4 separate regions of the Homo sapiens genome follow, and all the other regions are linked to region 2. A link is an interaction called in ENCODE POLR2A ChIA-PET data of the cell type or tissue named here. Cell type or tissue: HepG2. All regions are shown on one strand. Each heading gives the region's core, and the rest is flanking DNA. Links, peaks and the distances in the headings are about the cores only.

Region 1 (6,294 bases), core at 1,048-6,047, 72 kb after region 2:
AAATGTAGGAAGCTAGAAGACAGAGTAACAGGTCATATGGTACTTTTTTTTTTTTAAAGAGATGAAGTCTCACTATGTTGCCTAGGCTGGTCTCGAACTCCTGAGCTCAAGTGATCCACCTCAGCCTCCCTAAGTACTAGGATTACAGGCATGAGCCACCATACCCAGCCTGAGCCACCACACCATATGGTACATTTTCACCAGTATCCATACTGTGCATATTTTCCCAAATTACTGTCAAAATAGAAAAAGGGCTTGTTTATTTTAATCATGAGACAAAAACGGGCTTGTTCACTGGCAGCATATTATTAATACATCCTACAAATCTGTCCAATAGCTTTGTTTTGTCCTTAATCTCTTCCCTGGTTCCCACTACAAGTGGGTGACAAGAGGCAACCCAGTCAAAGCCATATATGTTGCTTCCTGGATGTTACTCCAAGTTTGACCCAGACTCCTCGGGAGGGTCCAAGTAGAGCCAAAGAACCTGGAGGCATCCCATCATCCCATTTTCACAGGCGGGAGGAAGCAGGGAGCAAGACCAGATGGCAGGAGACTGGGGAAGGAGCCTTTAACCCTTTCCTCCCAAGGGCAGTGTGCTCAGGGCTGGGCTGGAAGGGAGAGGGTGTCTGTGGGAACCTCAACAGAGGCCCTGCCTGGCATACCATGGGTACCCGATGACTGTCAGGAGCATCTTTCCCAAGAGAACATAAGCTCACCTCTGCACTTTTCCTGGGATGGAAGGCAGCTGATGGCAACCCGGACCAGGCTCCACCAGCTAAGGAGAGGTGGGCCGTCTTCAGCCCGCCCTGCCAGCCCAGTCCTTCCCCCATTTCTTTCCAGCTCCCTACCATGAACACCTGTCTCCATAACTCCCATTGTCTTCATCACCAGCCCCCTTCATCCCCACTCTTACCCCACTCCATTCCACCCCCAAAGCATCCCACCTCCTGGCCTTTTTGCTCATGCCGTCCTCTCTGCCTGAAGCACCCTTCACACCCACCCCCTGCTTGTGTTATTCCCACTCATTCCCTAAGACTCAGCTAAGTGTTCCAGGAAGTCTCAGTCTCCACTCTCCAAGCCAGGCGGGTTTGCCTCGCATCTGCTCCATAATACCCTTTGCACATGTGCCCCCTGCCACCCACGTTGTCCTGTTTCATGTGTGAATTCACCATCAGACTCAGGGGTCAGCTGGGTATGTCATGCCTATGACTCCAATGCTTCACGCGTGCCTGACACACAGCAGATGCTTAATAGTAGTGGACCCGAGAACTAAGGAACCCTTCCAGAGGTTGGAGGTTGGGGACCACTGCAGATCCCTTCCTGGGCCAGGCTGGGTGTGGATGGCCCAGGCATGCTTGCTTCCCTCCTTCCTTCCCCTCTCGTGCCATCCCCTTCGTCCCTTCTGAAGCTGAGTCCATGTACCCACTGCATCTAGGCAGGACAAAGAAACTGCCTGTCTCCTTCTGTGTCCATTTTGACCTCCCTGTAGCCTGAAGATTCTTGAGCCTGAGGACCCTCCTGAGCAGGTGGGTCAGGGGAGAGACACGTGCCTCTCCCAGCCTGTTGCCTGATGTGTAAAACGGCATGCATAGGGATGCCATTCATATTGACTGAGGCTTATATGACTCCAGGGCTTCTCAGATGACTAGGGGGTTGGGAAACACAGGCGTTGTGAGCGGGGCAGTGACCAGAGTGAGGAAAGTGAGACAGTCACCTGGAGTGCAACATTTAAGGGAAGGCATCAAAAACTTAGCAATCAAGATAAATTAAATAATATTGGCCAGGCGTGGTGGCTCATGCCTGTAATCCTAGCACTTTGGGAGGCCGAGGCAGGCAGATCTCCTGAGGTCAGGAGTTTGAGACCAGCCTGGCCAACATGGTGAAACCCTGTCTTTACTAAAAATACAAAAATTAGGGAGGCTGAGACAGGAGACTCACTTGAACCTGGAAGGCAGAGGTTGCAGTGAGCCAAGATCACGTCATTGCACTCCAGCCTGGGCAACAGGAGTGAAACTCCCTCTAAAAAAAAAAAAGAAAAAATTAGCCAGATGTGGTGGCGCATGCCTGTAATTCCAGCTACTGGGGAGTTTGAGACAGGAGAATTGCTTGAATCCAGGAGGTGGAGGTTGCAGTGAGCCAAGATCGTGCCACTTCACTCCAGCCAGGGCAACGGAGCAAAACTCGGTCTCAAAAACATAAATAAAAAAAAAAATAAAATAAAATAAAATAAGAACAGATCGCTGGGCGCAGTGGCTCACGCCTGTAATCCCAGCACTTTGGGAGGCTGAGGCGGGTGGATCACAAGGTCAGGAGATCGAGACCATCCTGGCTAACACACTGAAACCCCGTCTCTACTAAAAAATACAAAAAATTAGCCGGGCGTGGTGGCAGGCGCTTGTAGTCCCAGCTACTCGGGAGGCTGAGGCAGGAGAATGGCGTGAACCTGGGAGGCGGAGCTTGCAGTGAACGGAGATCGCACCACTGCACTCCAGCCTGGGCAACAGAGCGAGAATCTGTCTCAAAAAAAAAAAAAGAACAGATCTGACCTGACCTGGCACTCCCTGCCAAACTCCTCTCAAAGGAATTCACTCGCTGGTTCCAATGAAATTTTATTCACAAAGCCAGGTAACTGCCCCAAGGCCCATGGATTGCTGATGGGATTTTCTAACAATATTGCATTAACTTTTTGTCTTAATTACTGAGCTTTTTTGGTGTCCCCTAATATTCTGAGCCGGAGGTGAGTGGCTCAGTCACCTCATCCTAGCAGGGGATGTCACAGACAAGGAGGGGGTGTCAGGGATGCCAAATGTTCTGCAATGCTCAAGTCCTGCCCCCAACACAGATAGCGCCCCTGTTGTTGGTAATGTGTTGGTATAGCAACACTGCGTGAAAAGTGATGAAAAGTGAAATAACATTCCTGGAGCCAGTTGCTCACTCTTGCCAAAGTAAATTAGAATCAAAGTGTCAGAAGTCAGTGTCAGGGGCACTGGTTAGAAGGCTTTTGGGTCCTTGCCAAGTGTTTCTGGAAGCTGCATCTTTCTCGTTGACATTTCCTGTCTGGAGGTCAAAGGCCTTGTTGCCTTTGAGTTTCACACAGCGAACCACACAGCTGGAGATGGTTCAATTTCTGCCCGGTTTGCTTCAGTGCTCTGTAAGTGTCCCGTGAGTGGCTCCTGTGGGCCAGGCACAAGGCTCCGCAGGGTGGGTGCGGTGGGGAGCAACGTAGATCCATTCCCTGCCCCCACCGCAGCTCAGGGGTTTGGGGGAACAGACCCTAAGGTTGGTCACAGTGGTGCCCACACTAAGCTACACACTGAGATAAAGGCTTTTCAGGGCTGGGCGTGGTGGCTCACACCTGCAATCTCAGCACTTTGGGAGGCCGAGGCAGGCGGATCACTTGAGGCCAGGAGTTCGAGACCAGACTGACCAACATGGTGAAACCCTGTCTCTACTAAAAATACAAAAATTAGCCAGGTGTGGAGGCGGGCGCCTGTAATTCCAGCTACTTGGGAGGCTGAGGCAGGAGAATTGCTTGAACCTGGGAGGTAGAGGTTGCAGTGAGCTGAGATCGTGTGGTTCCACTCCAGCCTGGGCGACTGACCGAGACTCCATCTCAAAAAATATATATATATATATATTTCCATCCTTAAAGTAAACAAAGATAGGACACAAAAAGAATGAACTGTAGGAAAAAAATATATAAACTGGACTTCATCAAAACTAAAAACTTTTGCTCTTCAAAAGATACTGTTAAGATAATTGTGCTGGTGCCGTGGCTCACACCTGTAATCCCAGCACTCTGGGAGGCCAAGGCAGGCGGATCATGAGGTCAAGAGATCGAGACCATCCTGGCCAACATGGTGAAACCCTGTCTCTACTAAAAATACAAACATTAGCTGGGCATGGTGGCACGCACCTGTAGTCCCAGCTACTCAGGAGGCTGAGGCAGGAGAATCGCTTGAACCTTGGAGGCAGAGGTTGCAGTGAGCTGAGATTGTGCCACTGCACTCCAGCCTGGTGACGGAGCAGGACTCCATCTCAAAAAAAAAAAAAAAAAAAAAATTGGTTGGGCGCAGTGGCTCACACCTGTAATCCCAGCACTTTGGGAGGCTGAGGTCGGTGGATCACTTGAGGTCAGCAGTTCAAGATCAGCCTGGCCAACACGGTGAAACCCTGTCTCTACTAAAAATACAAAAATTAGCCGGGCATGGTGGCATGAGCCTGTAATCCCAGCTACTCAGGAGGCTGAGGCAGGAGAATCGCTTGAACCTGGGACACGAAGGTTGCAGTGAGCTGAGATTGTGCCACGGCACTCCAGCCTGAGTGACAGAGTGAGACTCTGTCTCAAAAAAAAAAAAAAAAGAAAGAAAGAAATTGCGGTTTAGGGGTCATGCAGCCCCTGGCTGCAGGAGTCTGAATCTTCCCAGATTGCTCCTGGGGATAACATCATTATTGCAAAATCTAAGATCAGTGCTTGAGATATTTTGTAGACTCTGAACTCCATGGATCAGCTGACACCACCCAGACTGGTAATCTGACTCAGCCACTTCTGCCATCCAACCCAGGAACAGAGGACAGCAAGAAAACCTCACTTCAACCCCTTATGAGTCCATCTCCAACCTGACCAATCAGCACTCCCCACTTCCCCAGCACCTACCCACCAAATTATCTTTAAAAACTCTGATCCCCAAATACTCAGGGAGACTGATTTGAGTAGTAATAAAACTCCCGTCTTCCACGCAGCCAGCTCTGCATGAATTAGTCTTTCTCTATTGCAATCCCCCGTTTTGATAAATCGGGTTTGTCTAGGCAGCGGGCAAGGTGAACCCACTGGGTGGTTACAGTGGCTGAGGTCAGTGAGTGAGGAAGAATGATTTGAGGCCAGAAAGGTGGGTAAGCGCCAGGCTTGGAAGGGCCCTGTAGCCACCCCAGGGGCTCACCTTCATCTCCAAGGCCTGCAGGGTTTCAGTTTTTTGTTTTTTTGTTGTTTTTTTTTTGAGACCAAGTTTCACTCTCATCACCCAGGCTGGAGTGCAATGGCACGATCTCAGCTCACTGCAACCTCCACCTCCTGGGTTCAAGTGATTCTCTTGCCTCAGTCTCCCAAGTAGCTGGGATTACAGGCATGCGCCACCACACCCGGCTAATTTTTGTATTTTTGGTAGAGACCGAGTTTCACCATGTTAGCCAGGCTGGTCTCGAACTTCTGACCTCAGACGCCCCTCCCGCCTCAGCCTCCCAAAGTGCTGAGATTACAGGCATGAGCCACCGCGCCTGGCCAAGGCCTGCAGGGTTTTAAGCAGGGTTGGCAGTAGGGCAAGATCAGGCTTAATGGATCCGAAAGATCAGTCACCTACAGTGTTGAAAAGGAATCTGAGGTCTGAGCTGGACAACGGGTGGCGGTGGATGGTGTGGGGATGGAGATGAGGGTAAATGGTCAGGTTTGAGAAACAGTAAGGGGGTAAAGTGAGTGGGACGTCGTTGTGGATTGGTTGTGAAAGAGGCAAAGGTCAAAGAGACTCATGGGATTTGGCCCAGGCACCTAAGTAGATGTGGTGCTGTAATTTGCTCAAGCATGGAGCACATAAGGTATCCCAGGTTTAGCAGGGGGCGGCAGAGGACAGTGTCAATGGCAAGTTCCGGTCAGTGTTGAGTTTTAAAGGCCTTTGAGGCACACAAGGATAGGTTCCAGGTTGAATATCTGGACTGGACATAAAAGGCACCGGATCCTGAGTATACAGGGTGTGGTTGGAGTCACCATGTGGAGTGAGAAGAGGGAGGGTGAAGGTCTGAGGCTGTGAAACTCCATCGTCCACAGATCAAAAATAAACAAGGCCGGGTGCGGTGCTCATGCCTGTAATCCCAGCACTTTGAGAAGCCGAGGCGGGTGGATCACCTGAGGTCAGGAGTTCAAGACCAGCCTGGCCAACATGGTGAAACCCCATCTCTACTAAAAATACAAAAATTACCCGGGTGCCGTGGCGTGCACTTGCAATCCTAGCTACTCAGGAGGCTGAGGCAGGAGAATTGCTTGAACCCAGAAGGCGGAGGCTGCAGTGAGCTGAGGTCGCGCCGCTGCACTCCAGCGTGGGCAACAGAGCGAGACTCCCGGCCAACTGAGTACATTTCAACTAATGCACATCAAGGACTACCCAGGTAGGGGAAGAGGGAAAAACCTGAAAAGGGCCTGTAGTTCTGAGGGCCACATGCAGAAGTGGTGGGTGTCCTCTCACCTGCTCCCAGGGCTGAGGGGTCTGCCTGCTCCCCTACAAGGGACTGCCTGGACTCCCACCG
Region 2 (7,778 bases), core at 2,779-7,778:
CCAAGCTCAGATACTGGAAGCCTAGAAACAGGACTGTGGATCCTGATCAAAGGGGGCACCTCTAGGGTATCTTCCTTCGCCTCACACTGCCAACGCTACCCACCCCTTCTCGCACCAGCAGCCTGGGTGGACCTTTCCGATGGGGGACTTCCAAAACCAGAGAGGAAAATGCTCCTGAATCTTTGAGGGGTTTCTTGCTAGCTTCACTCTCTCGTCTCCAGACAAAAAAAGGCAGCTCTGTGGACTCCAGTTCCACCAGCCCACACAACCTGAGTCTGTGGAAAAGCTTCCAAAGTCTTCTAAGGGAGGTAGACTCAGGGGCCAGCTGGAACTGGGGGGAAATGCAGGCTTCTCCCCAAAACTCCTTCCCCAAATGTCCTGATGGGGAACAACTTCCCTTGAACTCAGGAGGGGAGGAAAGTGTGGTGTGGGGCTGGGCATGGTGGCTCATGCCTGTAATCCCAGCAATTTGGGAGGCGGAGGCAGGAGGATCACTTGAGCCCAGGAGTTGGAGACCAGCCTGGCCAACATGGCAAAACCCCATCTCTACTAAAAACACAAAAATTAGCCAGGCATGATGGTGTGTACCTGTAATCCCAGCTACTCCGGAGGCTGAGGTACAAGAGTTGCTTGAACTCAGGAGGCTGAGGTTACAGTGAGCCTAGACCACACCACTGCACTCCAGCCTGGCGACAGAGTGAGACTCAGTCTCAAAAAAAAAAAAAAAAAAGTGTGGTGTGGCAAGCCCAAGGCTGGGCCCCAAACTGCTGTGCTTAGTACATCAACTGAACAGCATGGGGCTTTTACAAGGGCAGCGTGCAAGTGGCTGTTGGGTTTTCCCATCCTGTTGTCACCTGTCGTCACCAGGATGGGGAGCAGGTGGTGGTGACCACATGGAGCAGTCACACCTGAGAGACGAAGGAAGCCGTGGCGTGAATCCAGCCACCCTTTTCTCCCTCAGCCTTTTTTTTTTTTTTTTTAGACAGGGTCTTGCTCTGTTGCCCAGGTTGGAGTGCAGTGGCACAACTGTAGCTTACTCGGCCTCCAGCTCCTGGGCTAAAGTGATCCTCTCTCTTCAGCCTCTCCAGTAGCTGGGACTATGCTGGCTAATTTTTTTTTTTTTAATTTTTTGTAGGGACCAGGTCTTGCTATATTGTCCAGGCTGGTCTTGAACTCCTGGGCTCAAATGATCCTCCCACATTGGCCTCCCAAAGTGCCGGGATTACAGGAGTAAGCCACCATGCCTGGCCTCCCTCAGCTTTCTAAACCGCCCTCTGGATGCATTTCTTTCCCTTCTTCCCTCCTTTCTTTCCCTTCTTCCCTCCTGATCACCACTTTGTCCTTGCTCTGTGGACAGATACTCCCTGCTGCAGGGAGCTCCTCCCCGCCCCCCGGCCCCTGCCCCATTCTCTCCTCCCCTGAACTGGCACCCTTCTCCTCTCCCAGGGCCAAACCCACCACCCCACTTAGGGAGGGCAGCTAGCCAAACAGACCTGCCTCTGCCCTCCCTGGGGATCCTGAGCTGAGAGCTGGGGGGTGGCCTCAGTTTTAGGGGACCAGGCAGATAAGGGGTAGCAATGAAGGAAGTACTTTCCAGGGAGAGGTGGGCAGCTCTGTGCTGCCCATCCCCTCAGGGAAGAAGGAAAGAGGGTTGGAATACAGCTCGTCAGACTGGATTTCCCACTCCAGGGCTACAGAGGAAAAAAGACAACAGTAATCAGGTGTCTGAAAGAAAAGTGTCCCTTAAGGAACCTGCATGCACATAGCATCCCTTAGCAGCAGCTAATTTTTGTTGCCTGCTGACTTCATGCCAAGCACTGTGTTAAGTGTTTTATATGTGTTTACTATCCTCAGGAACTTTATGAGATGACTATAAAATCTCCATTTTACTGATGAGGATACAAAAACTTAGAGGTCAGGTTAGTAATTCAAGGTCACATAGAAATATTCAAACTCGGCTGGGCATAGTGGCTCATGCTTATTATCCCAGCACTTTGGGAGGCCAAGGTAAGTGGATTGCTTGAGCCCAGGAGTTCAAGACCAGCCTGGGCTGGTAGAGACAAGAAACCTTGTCTCTACAAAAATACACAAATTATCCAGCACATGCCAGTAATCCCAGCTACTTGGGAGGCTGAGGTGGGAGGATAGCTTGAGCCGGGGAGGCCGAGGTTGCAGTGAGCCGTGATCATACCAGCACTCCAGCCTGAGTGACAGAGCGAGACCTTGTCTCAAAAAATAATAATAATACAATTTTAAAATGAAGTCATAGTCACAGTTACCAGCAGTTAGGACATGGACACATTTTTCTATTTTTTTAATAAAAAAATAAATATTTAAACTTAGTCCTGACCAATCCACCATGCCTCATTGCACATTCCCTATCTACACATAATGATGAGTTTTGTTTTGTTTTGTTTTGTTTTGTTTTTTGACGGAGTCCTGCTCTGTCACCCAGGCTGGAGTGCAGTGGCACAATCTCAGCTCACTGCAACCTCCACCTCCTGGGTTCAAGCGATTCTCCAGCCTCAATCTCCCGAGTAGCTGGGATTACAGGTGCATGCCACCATGCCCAGCTAATTTTTGCATTTTTTTAGTAGAGATGAGGTTTTGCCATGTTAGCCAGGCTGATCTTGAACCCCTGACCTCAGGTGATCCACCCACCCTGGCCTCCCAGAGTGCTGAGATTACAGGTGAGAGCCACCACACCTGGTCAATGATGAGTTTTAAGAGGCCATCTGGTGGGGCATGGTGGCTCATGCCTGTAATCCCAGCACTTTGGGAGGCCGAGTGAGCCAGGCGGATCACGAGATCAGGAGTTCGAGACCAGCCGGGCCAGCATGGTGAAACCCCGTCTCTACTAAAAATACAAAAATTAGTCGGGCATGGTGGTGCACGCCTGTAGTCCCAGCTACTCGGGAGGCTGAAGCAGGAGAATTACTTGAACCCAGGAGGCAGAGGTTGCAGTGAGCTGAAATCGTGCCATTGCACTCCAGCCTCGGCAACAGAGCGAGAGTCAATCTCAAAAAAAAAAAAAAAAAGGAGGTCTTCTGACCCAGGGCGGTACAGAGAAGAAGAAAGGGGTCCTATGTAGGTCCTATGTAGGACCCCCTACATAGGAATAGTACCCCAACTCATAGGCCCTATAGAAAGGCTTGTGTCTGCAAGCTCCTCAGCTGCCAGAAATGACCTCTTTCCTCTCTTCTCCCATGAATGTCCCCTCCCTGAAGCACCATCTCGGCCTATAGAAAACCAAGGAGGAGAAAGGGAAGACTGGCCTCAGCCTTTAGTGCCCATCTTTTTGGGAGAACAGGTGGCCCCTTTCTGGCCTTTCTCCCAGGGCCCCCATTCTGGATAGTTCACGGCAGCAGCAGGTAAGAGGAGCTTGCCAGCTGCTCCTCTCTCCACCCCAGGGCGGCTTGCCTCATTCTCTCCTCTACCCACCTCCTCTCCCAGAATCCAGGCCACCAGATGGCCCAAGCAGGCTGTGTTTATTTGGGGCCATGGAAACCTGCAGCTTCCTTTTCCTATTGCCTTGGGTCAGGTGCAGAGCTGGAGCCCAGCCTCAGAGCAATGATGTCATGGAAAGGTTCTGACTTTATTACTCATAACCCCTTAGCCCCCGACCTGAGTGAATGCCTGGTTTTGCTCCTCTGAGCAGCTTATTCCAGTTGCCATAGAGATGCGTCTATTCCCTTTGAGGTCTTGGGACTAAGTCAAACAGCGCGGGACCCAGGAGACTCTCCTCCCAACCCGAGATAGAGCCCGAGATATGTCAATTGTCACCCCTTTCTAGTCTGAGCTTATAAAGCCAGTGCTTAGAAAGTGGTTTATTCCTTCTTAAAGATTTGCTGTAGCCATAATGCGGAGATGGTAAAAGCTTGGTGTGATGACAATCTCCTGTTTCAATCAGCCAGCATCCCCGGGGGCACATTTTTCTAGATAATTATGCTTGTTCCTAAAAATAGAACTCTTCATTAAGAAACAATCGCTAGCATTACTAATAATTATGAACATTTATTTAGCTTTGTTTCCATTTACCACATAGCCTCTCAACACAGTAACTTAACTAAGGTTTAGCTGTTTTCAAACACTGCTTGCTCTACTGTGAACCTTTTTCAGAATTGGAACTTGTCTGTAGTTCATCCCTTACCAGCGCTATGAAAGGGTTCTAGTTAGCTGGCAGTTCTCTGAATTCTCTCCCTACCTCCCGAGGGACCCCCTCTCTCCTGGCTGGAAGAAAGCATCATCTTGCTCCATAAAGCTGAAGGGCGGGGGACGATGTTCCAGGTTTTGCAAACATTTCTTTCGGTGGCCTGCCTTCTCCTCCCATCTGGTATTTGTCCTGCAGAGCTGCTGGGTATAAGCCAGTACACACACGTGCTCAGCGGGGAATTTGCTCATAGGCTGCCTTGTAAAAAGAGCCTGGCGTTCCTAAAACTCAGCTCTACCAGAACCCAACTTTCAAAAGTACATTCCTACAGAATTCATTTTATCAGTACTCATGGGGTGCCCACGATGTGCCATGTTCTGGGTGCTGGGGATATACCAGTGAGCCGGTGCCCTCCTGGAGCTCACATTCCGGCTAGGAGACAGCAATTAGACAATTAGGACTGAGTGATTTTTGTAAAGGAAGAGAAAAAAGATAAATTAGAGCAGAGTAAAGGGGCTGGGAAGCGCGGGGCGGGAGATGCCCCAGGCTGGCCGGGCAGGCCTCGCTGCTGTTTGAATTGGGCAGTGGGCGGTCCAGGCGGAGGGCACGGACTCTGAAAGGAGAGAAGTGGTGTTTCTGGGGGCCACAAGATCGGGGCACTCTTCCGGTAGCAGCTCGCTCTCTGGCCACCGTCTTCCCCAGCCAACCAGGCCTCCCGGAGGCGGCCGGCCAGAAAGCATCGGCGGGACCCCAGTTTGCCGCCTCCCCTCGGCGGGACCTAGAAACTGCGCGGAACCAAAGCTCGAGGGCGGCTCGAGTTTGCGGACCGCGGGGAGGAAGCGCCCGCCGGAAGCAGTCGCAAGACCTGAGCATGGCGGCCACCAGGTGCCTGCGCTGGGGCCTGAGCCGAGCCGGAGTCTGGCTGCTCCCACCGCCCGCACGGTGCCCACGCCGGGCGCTGCACAAGCAGAAAGACGGCACTGAGTTCAAGAGCATCTACAGCCTGGACAAGCTCTACCCCGAATCTCAGGGCTCGGACACCGCCTGGAGGGTCCCGGTGAGCCGGGAAGGACTGGACGGAAGGGGCGTTTTGTCAGGCTGCTGGGTGACGTTAGGAACCCCAGGCCCATTGGCCGGATGTGGAGCTACGTCGGGGGGCTACGTGATGGTCGCCGCGGGAGGGGGCTGGCTGTCTGCGCTAACCTGGCCGGGAGTGGGGTGCTCGCTGTAGCGCGAGATGTGCAGGAGCCCGGAAGGCCGGCTGGGTATGCTTCTTTCAAGGCTGCCAGCTTTTCTACGTTCGTGTCCTTGGCCCTCAAGACCAAATTCCAGTCCCAAGGGGAAATACGGGCATTCTGGCCCTCCAAGGCGGACAATAAAGGCAAGAGGCTGCCAAGTTGTTTGCTACCCTTTGGGACGTTACAGTGTCCATTGTCTCTAGTAACCCCAGGACGCGCGAATAAAACAGCTTCTCTGTCGTTCCTTCAGGATGCATTTATTTAGCCAGCTGTGTGCAGGCATTGAATCAAGCCCCGGAGCAAGAGAGATAAGACCCACCCAAACCCATTGAGCTTCCACTTACAGGACTGGAAAAGAATATCCATTCATTTGTTCATTAATTCACTCACTCACTCAACAAAAGCTGTGCTAGGCTAGGGGATGGAGTAGCAAACAAAATTGAAATTCTAAAGCTTGTGGAGCTTATGTTCTAGTGGAGGGAGACAAGCAGTAAGTAAATGACTAATATAGAATGTGTGAGGTAGTACTTTGCAGAAAATAAAGCCAAGAAGGAAGAAGTAGTGCCAGAGGTAGGAAGTAGGGTTGCAATTTTAAGTAGGATTGTCTAGGAACGCTGTCAATGAGGTGGCATTTGAATAACGACCTGGAAGAAGCCAGACAGCAAGTCATGAGAATAGGGGGCGGATGAGCATCCTAGGCAGAGGGAAGAGAAAGTGCAATAACCTGAAGGCAGTAGCAATCCCCAGGTGTGGCTCAGCAGGGGTCAGGAGACAAAGCCAAAGAGAGGGATGGCTGGGGAAAGGCCTGTTACTAGGACTTAATGGCCTCCAGCCTTTCCTCTGAACGCAAGGGAGACCTATTGGAGAGCTTGAAGCAGAATGGAATTATCTTAGTTTTACAAGGATCACTCAGAGAGCCTTACAGAGAACAGATAGAGGATGCCAAGATCAGGGAGACAAGTAAGGAGATTGCAATGTAGGGCAAGAGATGATAAGCAGGGTGGAAGCAGTAGGAGTCATGAGAATTGGTCAGATCCTAGACGTATTTTGGAAAGAAAGCCTGCAAGATTTGCTAATTGATTGGATGTGAGAAGTGAGAATAAAAGAGGAATTGAAGTCTGGGGCCTTTTTTTTTTTTTTTTTTTTTTTTGAGACGGAGTCTCACTCTGTCGCCCAGGCTGGAGTGCAGTGATGCAATCTCTGTTCACTGCAAGCTCCGCCTCCCGGGTTCACGCCATTCTCCTGCCTCAGTCTCCTGAGTAGCTGGGACTACAGGCGCCCACCACTACAACCGGCTAATTTTTTTTTTTTTTTTTTTTAGTAGAGAGGGGGTTTCACCGTATTAGCCAGGTTGGTCTTGATCACGGGCGTGAGCCACCGCGCCAGGCTTTTTTTTTTTTTTTTTTTTGAGACAGGGTCTTACTCTGTCATCCAGGCTGGAGTGCAGTGGCGTGATCTCAGCCCACTGCAACCTCCGCCTCCTGGGTTCAAGTGATTCTTGTGCCTCAGCCTCCCGAGTAGCTGGGATTACAGGCATGCACCACCATGCCCGACTCATATTTTTGCATTTTTAGTAGAGACAGGGTTTTCACCATGTTGGCCAGGCTAGTCTCAAACTCCTGACCTCAAATGATCTGCTCGCCTCAGCCTCCCAAAGTGCTGGGATTACAGGCGTGAGCCACCATGCCCAGCCAAGTCTGGGGCCTTGAGCAGTGAAAGGATTGAGTTGCTATTAACTGAGATGAGAGAGTGGCAATAGCATTCATTTGTTCATTCATTCAATAAAATGTTTATTGTATATCTACTGTGTCTACTACTACTTGAGTCTAGCATATACAGCCATGATAAACAAAATACAGGATCTCTCTCCTTCATGGAGCTTAATTCTAATGGAAGGAGCAGACAGTAAACAAATAGGGAAAATATCAGGTAGTGAGAAGTAGTGTAATGAATAGGCCAGGGTGCTGCAACAAAGTGCTGAGGCTACCTCAGATTATTAGTAAGGGAAGTCCTCTGAGGCGGCTTAAGGTTTGGGTCCATTAGACATCTGAGAAGAGACGTTGAGTAGCAGTTGGGTATATGGGTGTGGAGTTGAGAAGAAAGGTTTGAGTTTGAGCCAGAAAGTTGGGTGTCAAAAACAGGCTATTTTCTGGCCAGGCGCAGTGGCTCATGCCTATAATCCCAGCACTTTGAGAGGCCAAGGGTAGATCACTTGAGGTCAGGAGTTCGAGACCAGCCTGGCCAACATGGCAAAACCCCGTCTCTACTAAAAATACAAAAATTAGTCGGGCGTGGTGGCACACGCCTGTAGTCCCAGCTACTCAGGAGGCTGAGGCAGGAGAATCGCTTGAACCCAGGAGGCAGAGGTTGCAGTGAGCCGAGATTGCACC
Region 3 (8,119 bases), core at 1,199-6,198, 380 kb after region 2:
TGGGAGGAATTCTGATGTATTCCAACCACACCAGGCCTGAAACCTGCAGTGGAAGGGCAATTCCTTCTATTTTACATCCCAGTGTCCTCTCCCTCCCCGAGCCAAGAAAAACACAAGCTTTTATAAGAGAGAGAAACAAAGGCAGACATATTGAACCATTCAACTCTATTTTAGGCTTCCAGTAAAATGCTTTTATTTTTTCCTCTTTTTCTCTGGACAGTAACAGGTCAATGTGTAGACAGAAAGTAGGGAAGGGGTCTGCTGGAGGAGAGGAGTCACCATTTTTAACTAAAAGTTAACCAGGAACTCCAAGACAGGAGAAGATGTGATCCTTCTGAACTATAGACAGAGGATGAAGGCTAAGTGCCTATTTCATTATCTTGAAATGAAACTTATTCAATATCCATATGCACGTCTCCTTTATCAAGAGAAGGCATATATATGCCTATTTCAATGAAAGTTAAATTGTTCAATGCTATTCCAGCAACTTTTAAAACATGTTTTGGCTTACAACTAATACCCTCAAGACGTCCCAAATCAAAGCAATTCAAATGAAGCCAGTTTACTTCTTGAAGAATCAAATGAGGAAAACTCCGTTTTTTTAACTAACAGCTTTTAAGAAAGCATGTTCCTCCTCTTCACCCAGCCATTTCACACAGTTATGAGACAAAGGGCAACTACTGTATCGTCACTCTTTTTTTTTTCTTTTGGAGTAAAGCCACAACATTACCAACAAACAGCTAATGGCCACCGTTCAAAAGCAATAATGGCATTATGACTTCATATCTCAGTTATCTACCAAATTGAAAAGAACCACATATATGTATTTTTCTCTCTCCTCAAAGAAAATCTAAAAGTGAATGTGAGTATTCTGATTTACTTTCTCCTCCATAATAAAAATTTCTGAGGGACTGTTAAACAGGATCTTCTTCCCTAATAATAGGATGGGAAAGAAGGTTTTTACACTTGCTCCAGAATTTACTAATTTAAGTTAAAGAATTTATAAAATGTTCATGGTCTAGGTCTAGGACAAACTTCAAAGACAGAAATCAGGGAAAGTTCTTGTTTAAAAATTTTAAAAAAAGGCTGGGTGCAGTAGCTCACGCCTGTAATCCCAGCACTTTGGGAGGCCGAGGTGGGCAGATCACGAGGTCAGGAGATTGAGATCATCCTGGCTAACATGGTGAAATCCCATCTCCACTAAAAATTCAAAAAATTAGCCGGGCGTGGTGGCGGGCGCCTGTAGTCCCGGCTACTCGGGAGGCTGAGGCAGGAGAATGGCATGAACCTGGGAGGTGGAGCTTGCGGTGAGCCCAGATTGTACCACCGCACTCCAGCCTGGGTGACAGAGCGAGACTCCATCTCAAAAAAAAAAAAAAAAAAAAAATTCTTAAAAAGAGACCGCATGCCCCTAGTTTTGTTTTAATTTGTTGCTTCAGTGCTTAATGTGCAATGGGACAGATTTAGAGAAAAATATGAACCACCAGCCTTCTAGGTTCAAGTTTCTAAGATAAACTTATGAAAAAATCTAAGTTTGTATCAAAAACAAAAAATACTAGCCCAAAAGGGCTTTTGTACAGGCTATAGATGTGGGCATTTGAGTAGCCCATCTTATACCATCACAAGTGGGTTATCTACAGAAAACAGTAATCACCTACAGAAACATCAAATTACCTCTCCCATACACCAATGAAAACTGAGGAATTTTGTAGTCTAAGTTAACTTTGCCCTGATCTCTAGCTGGGCATATTTTCTCTAGTTCAAGAAAATAGAAACCTAGTTTCTAGAAAATGGTTCCGTCTGCTTTCTGACAATTTAGTGTTGACTTTGAGAATACCCTCGAAAAGTGTGGTGTCACAAACACAGCTTTGAAATGAACACACAGACACAAAGTTTTCTTCTCTTTAAAGGGCTCTGCAGCATCATCTTCTATGAGGCTCAACCTACATTTCTAACATTAAGAAATTACTGGGCAGTTAACTTCAGAGTAGAACTCTACGCCTTGGGCAATGAGGGCAAAATAAAGACTATCAATAAGTCCACATAACTTAAAAGTAAAAAGACTGCACGTCCTTTTATAAAGAACCATATTTCTACATCTCCACTTGCTTTCTCTTCATAAAATTCTAAGAATTTCATTCAGGGGTAGTAAACAAATGAGGTAGCAAATTCCAACAATCAGTCTAAGGCTCAGAAGGAAAAATGTCAAAACTTGAGACACAGGGAACACTCAAACATGAAGCTTCAGCCTTTCCTCCTTTAAAGTTAACATACTCTTTGATAACACTCATCCTCGTTAAAATAAATTACACATCCAAAAGAGCAAACTGCTACAGTCAATTGGGTAAACAACATAATTAACATGTGCTGGGGGAGAGCGAATCCTCACATAAATAGTGGGGCTCAAAATAAGCTGCACATGGTATAGAAGCTGATTTTTAAACTGTCAGCAGGTTTCTTTTCGTGCAATTAGAGTTTAATATGGGGTAATTGCTCCTCAAGTTTCTTTTAAGAAAGTCGAAATCTGACTTGTACAATAGCAGGTTGCACCTTATTATTTAGAACTCCATTTGTTTTTTCACAAAGAATAAAAATACACTGAAGTTCTTTAATGAGTTTTGGTATGTACTTCTAACAACCTCTCTAAACTGGGAAAATTAATTTCTAACCTACCAAAATCATATTCCAGAACGCAAAATCCTTTGGCTATACAAAGTAAGACTAACTGAATGCTTTTACATAAATACTTCAGGTCTGGGTCTTTTTAAAAAATGCTATTTTTAAAATAAAACTCTACAGGGCAAATCAATCTACTCATATACTTCCTTTCTACAATCACATTACTTTGACTTTACTTGAAATATTACCAGTATCAACAGACAAATGAGGCATTCACACAAAGGCAGTTAAACACCACACATCACACCAACTCACTTAAGTCATATTTAATATTCTACTCAGCATCTAAAGCTCTCCAGAACAAATATGATGGTAAATGTTAAAAGTGTACAATGAAAAACACAGCTTCTTTGTGTGTAATCAGGGCGAAAGAAGGTGGGTGAGCACAGGGAGAGCGATCTCAGCATTGTGCTCGGCATCAGCACTTACCTTGAGGATGTCCCCCCTTTTGAAGCTCAGCTCGTCGTCTGCAGTAGCTTTGAAGTCATATTTGGCGATGGCTTCCATTCTGAGCGCTGCTCAGTGCTCAGCAGCCTGAAGCAGGGGGAAGGGAGTCTTCCCTGCTGAAGCAACCCAGCGCTCTGGGCTTAGCCTCGCCTCTCTTCTGGGACTCGCTCCGGCACTCTGGGACACACAATGCCACCCTGAAGCAGGAGAGGGACGATTAAGAGCAGTGGCCAGGATTGAAGGCAACCCCGCCCTGCCAATCGGCCTGCTGTCCCAGCCCCCACGCCCCCTGGCTCGGCCTGGCTCAGCCCTCCTCCCTCCCTTCCAGGCAACAGCCCCCCCCCGCCGACTTCTTCCTCTTTTCAGCCTCGGCCCCCAGGCGACTGACAGGCCTGCCGGCCAATGGCACAGCTGCCTGAGCTATTCCTGAACACACTTCCTCTTCCTTCCCGCTGGGTGTGCACTGCGTGCAGGAACCGGCTGGAGTCCCACTCAGTCTCCGCCTTTCCTCCTTTACTCCTCACAGGCTCTTCTCCAGCACCAAATACGGTCCACTGAAAGGAAGGCCTCACCCTGGGGATGGCACCTGTCTCTTCTCGGTTAAACAGGCCTGTCTCCCTCCCTTCCCCACCGCCATCCTTTCTGGTCTTCTGAGAATGCTGGCTTCCCTACTGCACAGTCAAGAGCAAGCAAAGCAAAACTCTTTGGTCTCGAGCTGCTGCACTCTTCTCGAAACTAAACCATGATCTGCTCCCAGGAGAGCAGGAGAAAGTAAATGTAGGAACTGCTTTTTCAATCCATTTACTGCTACAAGCACCGGCGGCTTTCCCCCTGCACTTCCATGTTGTGATCGGCAAGCTCAGGTAACCAGAGAAAGATCACAGCTCCAAGCTGTGTACCAGTGGAAATGGTGGGGATGACGCTCTTGCATAAGGCTCCCTTTCCCCGGCAGATCCCCAAGACTCTGGGGTCCCCACCAGGAATGAAATAAATGACCAAGGCTCAGCACTCCAGAAATAGCTCCACATTATTTCTAACTAACCTAAGGAGCAGAGCTGAAGTCCTAATCTACACTTGAAAGGAATCCCTTTTTCAGAATCTGAGCTGCCAAGTATCTTGTTTGGGAAAGAAAGTGCAGGGAGATGGTGCCCGCAGAAGGTCAAAGAGAAGTCTCTCTCACAGTCACCCTGTGCACAGCTTCTTAGAGCAAGCAGAGTATAAAACTGATGCAAACTGCATTTTGCAGGTAAAAGATTCTGTGAGAACCCTGAGATACTGTATCAGACGATGAGGAACTGGCAGTAGTACAATGAACGGTGTAGTGAAGCGTCTCCAGCCATGAATATAGGACACAACCTAGATCTGTGGATAACTAAATAAAAATAAAGCCCCGTTCTGGTTAGCTCGGTCACTGTTTTCATACTTGCTAAACAAAAGCAGAAAACAACAGAACTGGGACAGATTATTTATAGTGACACCTTTCTTGGATAATTACAACCCAGCAGCTCATTTGAGGGGCACAAGTGATTATTATTCCTTTGTTCTAAAGTTGACAATTGGGGCACTAATCAAGCATAGCTGCAAATGGACCAAGTAGTAAAGCAGTGGGGAATATTAAGATTAGACCAAGATAAGTATTATCAAAAAGAAAATAAATCGTCTGACAATGAGTCCTTCAGTCAAATTCTGAAAGCCAAACATTCTGCTGCAGGTAACTAATAAACCAAACCAATGTTTATTCCTTCAGGCCATACCTAAGATATTCCATGTGGCGCTGGCTGTAACAGGGAAAGTAAAGAAAGAGTCCCAGCAAATATTAAAAAATACAGAGGTTGATCTGCGAATATTTATACTTGTGTATCCTTAAATGCCCTTCACTTACACTCTCTGTAGTTACTTTGATCAAACTAATCCGTGTACATAATTTTAAAAGTCAGAGTATTAAAAGGCTTATGAAAAAGAGCAGCTCCCTACCAACACCCACAGGCGATCACTCTCGATTTTGTTTTTTGCTTTCTCTTTGTATTTACTTATTTTTCTTTTTTTAAATCTTGTGGTCAATGCACAAAATGGATAGAGTATTTCTAAAGAATGTGCTTTTACTGCTTTCTCAGTTTATTCCAGCCATTATCTATTGCCTGAAAGGTGAAGATTTAGTTTCCCCCGACCTATACCAGTAATATCACATATTCTGGTTTAATCAGTAGTATGTTATGAAATACTACTCACTGATAATTTAAATAATGCACTAAAACCAATCATACTTTTTGTGTTTTTTTTTTTTTCTTTTTTGAGATAGAGTTCTCTAAGATTGCCCAGGCTAGAGTGCAGTGGCATGATCTCGGCTCATTGCAACCTCCACCTCCCAGGTTCAAGCGATCCTCCTACCTCGGCCTGTAGCTGGGACTACAGGCATGTGCCAACAAGCCTGGCTACTTTTTATATTTTTAGTAGAGACGGGATTTCACCATGTTGGCCAGGCTGGTCTTGAACTCCTGGCCTCAAGTGATCCGCCCACTTTGGCCTCCCCAAGTGCTGGGATTACAGGCATCGGCCGCTGTGCCTGACCCAATCATACTTTTTTGTACAATCCTTAGATTTTTCCCAGCATTAGCAACTGCTTAATGTTCTATTTTTTACTTGCCTAGTTCCCTGTGTATCTACTTTTACTTTTTCTTTTCTCTTTTTTTTTGAGACAGGGTCTTGCACTGTTGTCCAGGCACGAGTGCAGTGGCATGGTCATGGCTTACTGCATCCTTGATCTCCTTGGCTCAAGTAATCCTCATGCCTCAGCTTCCCAAGTAGCTGGAACTACAGGTGTGGGCCACTATGCCCGGCTACTTTTTCTATTTTTTGTAGAGACAGGGTCTCACTATGTGAGACCAGTCCAGTATAGCTTAGTGTTGAATTTGCATGGTCTCTAGAGGCAGGCCCCTCACGCTAACTGCTACAATTTTGGGCAAACTTTTCAAACAAGCTCCAGTTTCGTCATCTGTAAAATGAGAATAATATCTACCTTTTAAGACCCAGGCTGGTCTCAAACTCCTGGCCTCAAGCAATCTGCCTGCCTCGGCCTCCCAAAGTGCTAGGAATACAGGGGAGAGTGAGCCACCACGCCCAGCCCTATTTTTACTTTTAATGAATGCTCCAAAATCTCTCCTACTATCAAGATTTTCCTCAGCCTATTTATTTTAACTGGTCTCTAATGCCGAGACTATGTATTAGTGATAGGAAGCTGAAGAATATTTACAATGATAGGAAAAGAATAAGGAGTTTTATTTTTGAAAAACAGAAATCAGATAGAAATGAAAAGCCCTGTCACTTTCAAGGTGCTATGTAGTACGACCAGCCATAAGCTTCTGTGTCATTCAGGATTTAAGACAGCTGCAATGTTACTACTCAACAGCAGTACAAAAACCAAGACAGTTCTCAATACCTGCTTTCCTGCTGCTACTCAGCTCATCTGCTGAAAGCTTAAAAAGAATAACCTTCTTGAAAGTCGTGTTTTGAGTAACTATTGCTTTGTGAGATGCAGAGTTTGACAGAAAATTAAATCCCTACTTCCATGGCTGTGCTGAGTAAAAAAACAGAAAACTCAAAGAGGAAAGCTTATTAGGTTATCCACCCAAAAGAGCATATTCGCTAAAGGAATTCCAAAGGGTGTGTTTCAGTAAAGACAAAAAAAAATCTAACACATACACAACACTAATTACTAAAAGGAAGAAATCTGAAAGCAGACACAATGTATAATGATTTTAACAGAGTAGATGTTGCTGTTCACTTCCCAAGAAAATGGGGTATAGTGTACTTAACACTGAAGCCTAATGAGAGTAACCTCGAAACTGTTACCAGCCCATCCCAAGCAGTGAATTTTAAGAAAGGTAAGTACAGCTTTAATCATTCATTTCAAACAATGTCTACTGTATCCAAAAAAACTACTATCCTAAAGGTATTTGCAAGATTTTTTTTCTTTCTTCCATTTAACTCTCTTCTTCCCAAAATTCACAGAAAATAAAATACATGACAACAGTCCAGTATAGCTTAGTGTTGAATCTTCATGGTCTCTAGAGGCAGGCCCCTCACACTTACAGCTACAGTTGTGGGCAAAGTTGTGAAACAAGCTCCAGTTTTCTCATCTGTAAAATGAGAATATCTACCTTATAAGATCCACTGAGGATTAAATTAGACAACATATATAACATACATTAAGTGCTCTGGATAGAGCCCGACATGTAATAATCACTCAAAATTTATTTATTTATTTATTTATTTATTTATTTATTTATTTTTTGAGACAGCATCTAGCTCTGTCGCCCAGGCTGGACTGCAGTGTCACGATCTCAGGTCACTGCAACCTCCGCCTCCTAGGATCAAGCAATTCTCCTGCCTCGACCTCCCAAGTAGCTGGGACTACAGGTGCGCGCCACCAAGCCTGGCTAACTTTTGCATTTTTAGTAGAGATGGGGTTTCGCCATGTTGGCCAGGCTGGTCTCAAACTCCCACCTCAGCCTCCCAAAGTGCTGGGATTACAGGCATGAGCCACTGCACCCAGCCTTCAAAAGAAATTTTAAATGTTACTCTATTTAAAACATATGAAAAGAAATGCAAATTAAAACAATCAGAGTTTTCATATACTAATTGGCAAATTTTAAAAATATTTATAAAATCCAATCTGCAATACTTTGAGTAAACACACTTTTATTTATTTATTTATTTTTCAGAAAGGGTCTCACTCTGTAGCAAAGGCTGGAGGGCAGTGGCGTGATCTTGGTTTACTGCAACCTCCGCCTCCTGGGCTCAAGGGATCCTCTCACCTCAGCCTCCTTAGTGGGGACTACAGGCACCAGCCACCATAGCCTACTCATTTTTTTTTGTAGAGATGGGGTCTCCCTATGCTGCCCAGGCTGGTCTCAAACTCCTAAGCTCAACAGATCTGCCTGCCTTGGCCTCCCAAAGTGCTGGGATTACAGGTATGAGCCACCGCACCAGGCAC
Region 4 (7,591 bases), core at 1,898-6,897, 64 kb after region 2:
TTTTCCTTTCTTTTTTTTTTGAGATGGAGTTTCTCTCTTGTCGCCCAATCTGGAGTGTAATGGCACGACCTCAACTCATTGCAACCTCTGCCTCCTGGGTTCAAGCAATTCTCCTGCCTCAACTTCCCAAGTAGCTGGGATTACAGGCACCTGCCACTTCGCCCAGCTAATTTTTGTATTTTTTGTAGAGACGGGGTTTCACCATGTTGGCCAGGCTAATTTTGAACTCCTGACCTCAGGTGATCTGCCTGCCTCAGCCTCCCAAAGTGCTGGGATTACAGGCGTGAGCACTGGTGCCAGGTCGCCTCCATTTTCAAATTGTGTTTAAGGCTGGGAGCCGTGATTCACACCCGTAATCCCAGCATTTTGGAAGGCCGAGGCAGGCAGATCATTCGAGGCCAGGAGTTCAAGACGAGTCTGGCCAACATGGTGAAACCCCGTCTCTACTAAAATATACCAAAAAAAATAAAATTAGCCAGACGTGGTGCCGCACGCTTGTAATCACAGCTACTCAAGTAGCTGAGGCATGAGAATCAAGAATCGCTTGATCCGGGAGGCAGAGGTTGAAGTGAGCCAAGACTGCACCACTGCACTCCAGCCTGGGCAACAGAGTGAGACTCTGTCTCAAAAAAAAAAAAACCAAATTGTGTTTAATATACTGTATATATATATATATACATATTTATTTATTTATTTATTTATTTATTTATTTATTTATTTATTTTGAGTCTCTGGATGGCAGTAACTCAGTCTCAGCTCACTGTAACCTCCACCTGTCAGGTTCAAGCAATCCTCCTGCCTCAGCCTCCCAATTAGCTGGGATTACAAGCATGCACCACCACGCCCGGCCTATATATATATATACTTTTTTTTTTTTGAGATGGAGTCTTGCTCTGTCGCCCAGGCTGGTGTGCAATGGGGTGATCTTGGCTCACTGCAACCTCTGCCTCCCAGGTTCAAGCTATTCTCCTGCCTCAGCCTCCTGAGTACCTGGGATTACAGGCGCGCGCCACCACACCCAGCTAATTTTTGTATTTTTAGTAGAGACGGGGTTTCACCGTGTTGGCCAGGATGGTCTCGATCTCCTGACCTCAAGTGATCTGCCCCCCTGGGCCTCTCAAAGTGCTGGGATTTACAGGCGTGAGCCACCTCACCCGGCTGACACTTTTTTCATTGCAAGATTTTGTAGCCTCAGCTACTCAGGAGGCTGAGGTGGGAAGATGGCTTAAGCTGGGAATATGGCTTCAGCCAGGGAGGCAGACAGAGGTTGCAGTGAGCTGAGATTGCACCACTGTGCTCCAGCCTGGGGGACAAAGCGAGACACTGCCTTAAAAAAAAAAAAAAGACTTTGTCAGTGAAGGAAGGACTACATTGATTTACAACCTGGCATGAGCTTCTTATGTTGCTAAGAGCCAGCAGTGGTTCATGGACAGCACTTGGAATTGCACTGTTGTGTAATATAACAATGAAAATCCCCGTTGCTGGGATAGGTGGAGACTAAAGGCTTATGTGGGACTTGGGCCTGGCAGCACTGCCGCAGGGCGCCCACACGGCTGTATACCTGCTATGCCCCTTCTGGCCCTGCTGCCTCCTGAGCTCTCCAAGGCCCTTTCCTGTGGCCTGAAACCCTATGATCATCACTGTTAGGAGCAAATAACCTGATTCCTTCGAATTAGAGACAGGCTCTCAGGGAGTGGGAGCAGCCCTCCAAGCAGAGGGCTAGGCCGTGGGCCATCCAGCACTGCACCCTCATTCTCATTAAGCTGAGCAGAAGAATGAATGAGGGATGTCTCTTCTGGGCTCGGACATGGGCCTGTTTGCAGTAGGGCTTCTCTGAGGCCACCTCTCTGAATCAGGGGCCCCTCCTCCTCTCCCCCAACACCTTACCCCAGGTCGAGGTTCAAAAGGTCCAGGACACTGTGGGGAAGCAGATGCTGATCATCGCTGCTGACGGCCAAAAGCACCAGGGTCGGGTGGCCTTTCTCTCAGTAAGGTTGGCCCACCCCACCCCAGGCCCAGGCTTCCCCAGTGCCCTGCATCAGGCTGCAGGGACCTCCCAGGACTCTGAGTGGATGGCATGGGACCAGGCAGTCAGGGACAGGATGCCTAGGTGGGCTCCGGGCTGTGACAGTGGTGGTGCTGGAGTGGAGCTCACGGACGCCTCTCTACACACCCCACAACCTCCAGGAACTGATCCAGACAATGCGAGGTGAGGCGAACACCCACTTCTCGGAGATCATCAGGAGGTCAAACAGCTGCAGATGCAGATCTTGGATTTCGTGGAGAAAGAGGAAGCAGCCGCCCTGGGGATGCTGAGCAGCTCCATCCAGCAGAGCCACAACCGGCTCCTGAAGCTGGAAGGAGACAGCGTCTGGCTCCACACCCTGCTCATCAACCAGAGTGACCAGCAACGTCTGCAGGCAAGGTCCCAGCCCTCTGCCTCTGGCTCAGGCCCCATCGCAGCTTCCACTCTCCCTCCACCCACAAACACATCAGATCTCGGTCGGGAGTGGTGGCTCATGCCTGTAATCCCAGCATTGTGAGAGGCCGAGGCAGGCGGATCACCTGAGGTCAGGAGTTGGAGACCAGCCTGACCAACATGGTGAAATCCCACCTCTACTAAAAATACAAAAATTAGCCAGGCTTGGTGGCAGGCGCCTGTAATCCCATCTACTCGGGAGGCTGAGGCAGGAGAATCACTTGAACCTGGGAGACGGAGGTTGCAGTGAGCTGAGATCATGCATTGCACTCCAGCCTGGGCAACAAGAGCACAACTCCATCTCAAAAAAAAAAAACCACAAAACACACACACACACACACACACAGCCGGGTGCGGTGGCTCACGCCTGTAATCCCAGCACTTTGGGAGGCCGAGGCGGACAGATCACCCGAGGTTGGCAGTTCGAGACCACCCTGACCAAACATGGAGAAACCCCGTCTCTACTAAAAATACAAAAATTAGCTGGGTGTGGTGGCACATGCCTGTAATCCTGACTGCTCAGGAGGCTGAGGCAGGAGAATTGCTTGAACCCAGGAGGCGGAGGTTGCGGTGAGCCGGAGATTGCGCCACTGCACTCCAGCCTAGGCAACAAGAGCGAAACTCCGTCTCAAAAACACACACACACACACACACACACACACACACACACACAGATCAGCCTTTAGGGTGCATCACTGTGTCCATTCCCCTGCCTCAGGGAGCCTCCCCATTCCAGGTCTTCTGTCTTGAGCTTGCACGAACACCCTTGGCTTTCTCCACTTCAGAGCTCAGCCTTACCCTAACTTTCCTGCCTTGGTTTTCCTGGAACACATGGGATTCCAGGCATCTAGCACAGCCTAAGTTTCTCCAGACTTCCCTGGATCATGGCTGAGAGTGAGACCAGAACAATCTGTATAGCCTGGATTGAAATCCCTTTTCCAGCCCAGGAGGTGGAGGTTGCAGTGACCCAAGACTGCACCATTGCACTCCAGCCTGGGCAACAAACTAAGACTCTGTCTCAAAAAAAGAAAAAAAAAAAGAATCGTGAAATCCCTTTTCCTTCCCCAATCCTGGCCTGGCCCTGAAGCCTGGACTGATGCTGCTGTAAGTAGCGGGTGGGGCCAAGCAGCAGCCTTTTCTGGACGGTGCCTGGAGTTGCCCAAACCCTGTGCTTGGGAACTCCAGCTTCCTTTAAGCTGCCATCACACCCTGGGCAGACATCTAGGGCAACTGCTCACTTTGTCCCCTGTGCACAATGGGAAGCATTTGGCAATGGCTTTTACTAAGCAGTTCAAGGCACAACAAAAATCCTCCCATCATTTTCTGAAAATCCCCTTTGCCTAATGCACACTAGGCCACAGTGGCCAAGCCCTTGGCAAAGCCCTGACCTCTGATGTCCAAATAGCTAGGAGGAGGGAAAGGAGATGCCCAGGTTTGGAAAGGGGAAGCTTCTGCTCCACCGGCCCATGGTTCTGGAGGCCTCTGGGCCTGTGGCATCGGCCTAGGTCCTGGCTAACAGGTGGTACCTCTGGCCCCTCCCTGCATCCAGGGGTTCCTCCGACTGAAGCAGTTCTCAGCCTGCATGGAACCCCTGATGGGCATCAACTGTGAGGAAACGCAGAGCTTCCCCCAGCTGCCAGAGACCCTGGCTGAGCTCTGGATGCGGCTGCTGGACATGGGCCTCAGCTTCTTTAACCAGCTCTCAAAGTTCTGGGATTACAGGATTACAGGCGTGAGCCACCGCGCCTGGCCTTTTTTTTTTTTTTTTTTTTTTGAGACAGACTCTCGCTCTGTCTCCCAGGCTGGAGTGGAATGGCGCCATCTCGGCTCACTGCAACCTCCCCCTCCTGGGTACAAGTGATTCTCCTGCCTCAGCCTCCCGAGTAGCTGGGACTACAGGTGCCTGCCACCATGTCTTGCCAATTTTTTTGTATTTTTATTAGAGATGGAGTTTCACCATGTTGGTCAGGCTGGTCTTGAATTCATGACCTCAAGTGATCCGTCCGCCTTGGCCTCCCAAAGTGCTGGGATTACAGGCGTGAGCCACCTCGCTGGGCCCCCACTCAGTCTTGTGTGCCTGAACAAATACAAAGGGAGACGATGTTAGGGTCTGATGGCGGGGGAGGAGGGCGACCTGGGGCAGCACCCACTCACCCTCCAGGCTGTGTCTGAGCAGCGGGCTGAGTTTGGGGACAGGAGCGTGGGTGGAAGCATCCCCTGACTTGTATGCAAATGCCTTGCAAGCCAGCGTCCTGCCCTGGAGGCTGCTGACCCTGCTTCCCCACCTCCACCCGCCAGGTTACTGCAACCTGAACTTTGACCCCGCCACCGCCGGCGACGAGCTGTTCCAGCTCTAGGAGACCCGCTGGGTGCTGAACCTGGGGATCCTCCTGGAGCCCCTGACAGGGGGCGGCCCCTTCCCGGGCTTCAAGCAGTGACCGCAGATGCTGTGCTCGCGCGGCCTGTCCGAGGGCCGCCACTAGGACGGGAGGTGGAGGTGTCCAACTCGTGGGTGTGCCTGGGCGTCACCTACCCCCGCAGCTCCCCGCTCGGCGGCCGCCCGAGCCGCAGCGTGGTCTACCTGCTGGGCCGCAACCCCTTCTCGTGGTGCCTGGAGTGGGACGACAACGCGCAGACCGTGCTGCACGGCGCCTACCACCGCACGCTGGGCGTGGCGCTCGACTGCGACGCCGGCGGCTTGTCCTTCTACGGCCTGGCGGGTGGCGCCAGCCTCTTCTACCGCTTCCTGGCAGCCTTCCTCGAGCCGCTCTACCCCGCGGTCATGGTCAGCAGCGGCGCCTCGGCCACGCTCAAGCGGCGCCCGGAGCCCGCGCCGCCCGTGACAGCACCCCATAAATAAACCTGGACTTATCTAAGCGCTGGCTGGCGCGCCAGGACGGTTCCCGGCCCTGCGCCATCCCACCTCCCAAAACGCAGGCGACCCTTTCTCGCCACAGCCACAGGAGGGCTCTAATCCGGCTAGAGTTCCCCCAGGCACTGGGGACAGTCCCGTGGCCTTGTGGGTGGGGGATTCCTGACTGCGGTGCACAGCCCACTCCCAAACCCCATCCCAGCAGCGTCCTCTGGCCTTGGTTCTCCAGGCTGGTCTTGGCCGCTTGGCACTGGGGCCTGTGCCAAAGGCCTTGTCGTCTGAGAGGGGGCAAGGTTTGGGCCAGGTGGTCAGACTGAGAGGTGGCGCCAGCTGGATTGGGGTACGGGTGGGCTGTCTGAGTGGCTTCATTGTCGCCTGAGAGGTTAAACTGGAGGAGCCCAGGCCTACCTCAGATCCAAAAATGTTGGGCTGGGGACCCAAGCCCAGGCAGGGGTGGGGCTGCTGCCCAGAGCAGAGCTGCTCACTCAGCTGGTGTTTTACAGCCCAGAGGGGGTGTGACACTATCGCGGGTGAGTAAACCTTAAACCCCCTCCACCCTGCTGAGTGCTGCTGAAAGCTGCTCCCCCATCCCCAGCCATCACCAACCCACTCAGCTCCCAGAAGGTAGCACTGCTCACAGCAGAGGGGCTACGTCCATATCCAGGCCTCTGCCATGCGACCAGAGGCTGAATCCAGGCCGAGACCCTGCCAGGGGACCCTGGCCAGGCCATGACTGAGAACTCAGCTCCTCTGTCTGGGGAAGCGGAAGATTTGGGTGCACCATGGAGCCACCTCCACATTTCCAGCCTCAACCAGCCACTTGTTCCTGTGGCTTCTCAAGCAAGGGTTCTCAGCGAGGTTAATGATTGGCTCTGAAGAGGAACTGATACAAATCACTGAAGAAAAAAATCCCAAGGGCAACGAATTCCAGAACCAGCCCACGCGGTGCCCCAGGGGTGTTCCTGAATTCCGTCTCCACCTGGCCTGTTCCGGGAAAAATTAGTGACCCGGTTTTTCCTTCAAGGTGGTCATTTTGGAGCCAGGAGGGCACAGGGGGAGCAGAGTGTTCTCTGAAGGTTGGTGGGGGCGGGGGGGCTCCTCTGAGGAAGCCCTGGCTACAGCCTCGTGGTAGCCTTTCTCCCTGGAGCCTTCGCTCAGCTCTGAGCCCAGTGACTCATTCCCCACAGGCTGCTGCCCCTGTGAAGTAAGGAATGAGCTCGAATTCTTTGCCCCTTATTAAAAGACCTTTTACCCAAAATCCACATCTTGCCTCCCCACCCCACAGTCTTCCTCCTGGCACCAGTGGCCACAGGCTTCTGCAGAGGAGCGCTCAGGTCAGGAAATGCTGAAAAGGTGAGTGCATGACCCAAGTGGGTAGCAGCAGCCGCATACATCTCAGAGTCTTCCCACATCACGGGGCTGGCAAGGACAGGGGCTTCCTCGCCAAGTCCTCCCCGCTCTGAAAGACACTTGGTGGCAGGATGGTGCGTGACACCCTCAGGCACACATCCAAATGTCCCGGGGATGATACTTGCTCTCAAACAGCTGTTCCTTATTTGGGGGAGTCCTGGGCCCCCATAGGTCCGCAATGGTGGTCCTGAGGGTCCTGAAACTCTTTTCAGTATTTCCACGAGCCAGATGGCAAGCAGGCCTGTGCTTTCAAGGAGGCAGGTTAGCAAACCGAATGTCAGGGTGTCTGGTCTCTGCCTGGCCTGTTCCTGGAGAAATTAGTGACCCAGGTTTCAGCCTGTGCTTCATGGGGGAAAACATCACAGGGCGGGCAGGCGTGGTGGCGCATGCCTCTAATCTCAGCATTTTGGGAAGCTGAAGCAAGAGGATCACTTGAGCCTAGGAGTTCCAGACCAGCCTGGGCAATTAGCTGGGTGTGGTCACACATCTGTGACCAGGCCAGGCTGGTCTTGAACTCCTGACCTCGTGATCCACCCGCCTCGGCCTCCCAAAGTGCTGGGATTACAGGTGTAAGCCACCGCACCCGGCCGGAAATGTTTTTCAAATAATCCTTGGAGGCAGATTTGTTTACAGCCTGTTTGGATTTAGCCTGAGTGCTAAAGCAGGACCGGAAGAGTGAGTGGGTGGCATTCAGGGACAGTCCCTGCCCTGGGCCCCACAGTGGGGGAAAAGGGAGGGGCAGGGTCCACTGATGTGGGTTATTCATGAGCACTGGCTGAACTTGCTGCCCCCAAAGAGCCCTTCTGTGATTTTTTTTTTTTTTTTTAAGC

The links. Peaks named below come from ENCODE experiments on the same cell type or tissue, not always from the same donor. Only the 100,000 strongest peaks of a DNase experiment are listed, where the experiment ranks them.
Region 1: POLR2A ChIA-PET joins it to region 2 with 11 read pairs; 15 of 35 experiments call an interaction of 5 or more read pairs at or near these places.
Region 3: POLR2A ChIA-PET joins it to region 2 with 10 read pairs; 5 of 35 experiments call an interaction of 5 or more read pairs at or near these places.
Region 4: POLR2A ChIA-PET joins it to region 2 with 10 read pairs; 15 of 35 experiments call an interaction of 5 or more read pairs at or near these places.

The regions. Positions count from the first base shown.
Region 1 is chr17:75,081,245-75,087,538 of GRCh38, forward strand. It overlaps a transcript of SLC16A5 not described here. Among named protein-coding and RNA genes, the nearest start is that of SLC16A5, 3.6 kb to the right of the region's middle. In HepG2, for the core only: a CTCF peak has its summit at 5,619; DNase peaks (open chromatin) are centred at 1,621, 3,037, 4,507 and 5,697; H3K4me3 peaks cover 9 bases; H3K27me3 peaks cover 592 bases.
Region 2 is chr17:75,007,666-75,015,443 of GRCh38, forward strand. MRPL58 (mitochondrial ribosomal protein L58) reads left to right here and starts at 5,005. Exons shown (of 6, transcript NM_001545.3): 1 at 5,005-5,207. The coding sequence starts at 5,022. RefSeq lists enhancers at 4,633-4,782, 4,649-5,332, 4,873-5,182, 5,233-5,312, 5,333-6,015 and a silencer at 4,798-4,980. In HepG2, for the core only: CTCF peaks have their summits at 3,478 (motif pointing right) and 4,925; DNase peaks (open chromatin) are centred at 3,536, 4,366, 4,886 and 5,276; H3K4me3 peaks cover 2,095 bases.
Region 3 is chr17:75,390,443-75,398,561 of GRCh38, forward strand. It overlaps GRB2 (growth factor receptor bound protein 2), which reads right to left. Exons shown (of 6, transcript NM_002086.5): 2 at 3,109-3,323. The coding sequence starts at 3,186. It overlaps LOC124904060 (a long non-coding RNA gene), which reads left to right and starts at 3,621. Exons shown (of 2, transcript XR_007065909.1): 1 at 3,621-3,989; 2 at 4,373-4,970. RefSeq lists enhancers at 3,542-3,641, 3,584-4,492. In HepG2, for the core only: no CTCF peak of the experiment used is centred there; a DNase peak (open chromatin) is centred at 3,529; H3K4me3 peaks cover 3,282 bases; H3K27me3 peaks cover 301 bases.
Region 4 is chr17:75,072,417-75,080,007 of GRCh38, forward strand. It overlaps the pseudogene TRIM80P. Among named protein-coding and RNA genes, the nearest start is that of SLC16A5, 12 kb to the right of the region's middle. RefSeq lists enhancers at 5,930-6,159, 6,017-7,216. In HepG2, for the core only: a CTCF peak has its summit at 5,442 (motif pointing right); DNase peaks (open chromatin) are centred at 4,805 and 6,224; H3K4me3 peaks cover 1,056 bases; H3K27me3 peaks cover 1,648 bases.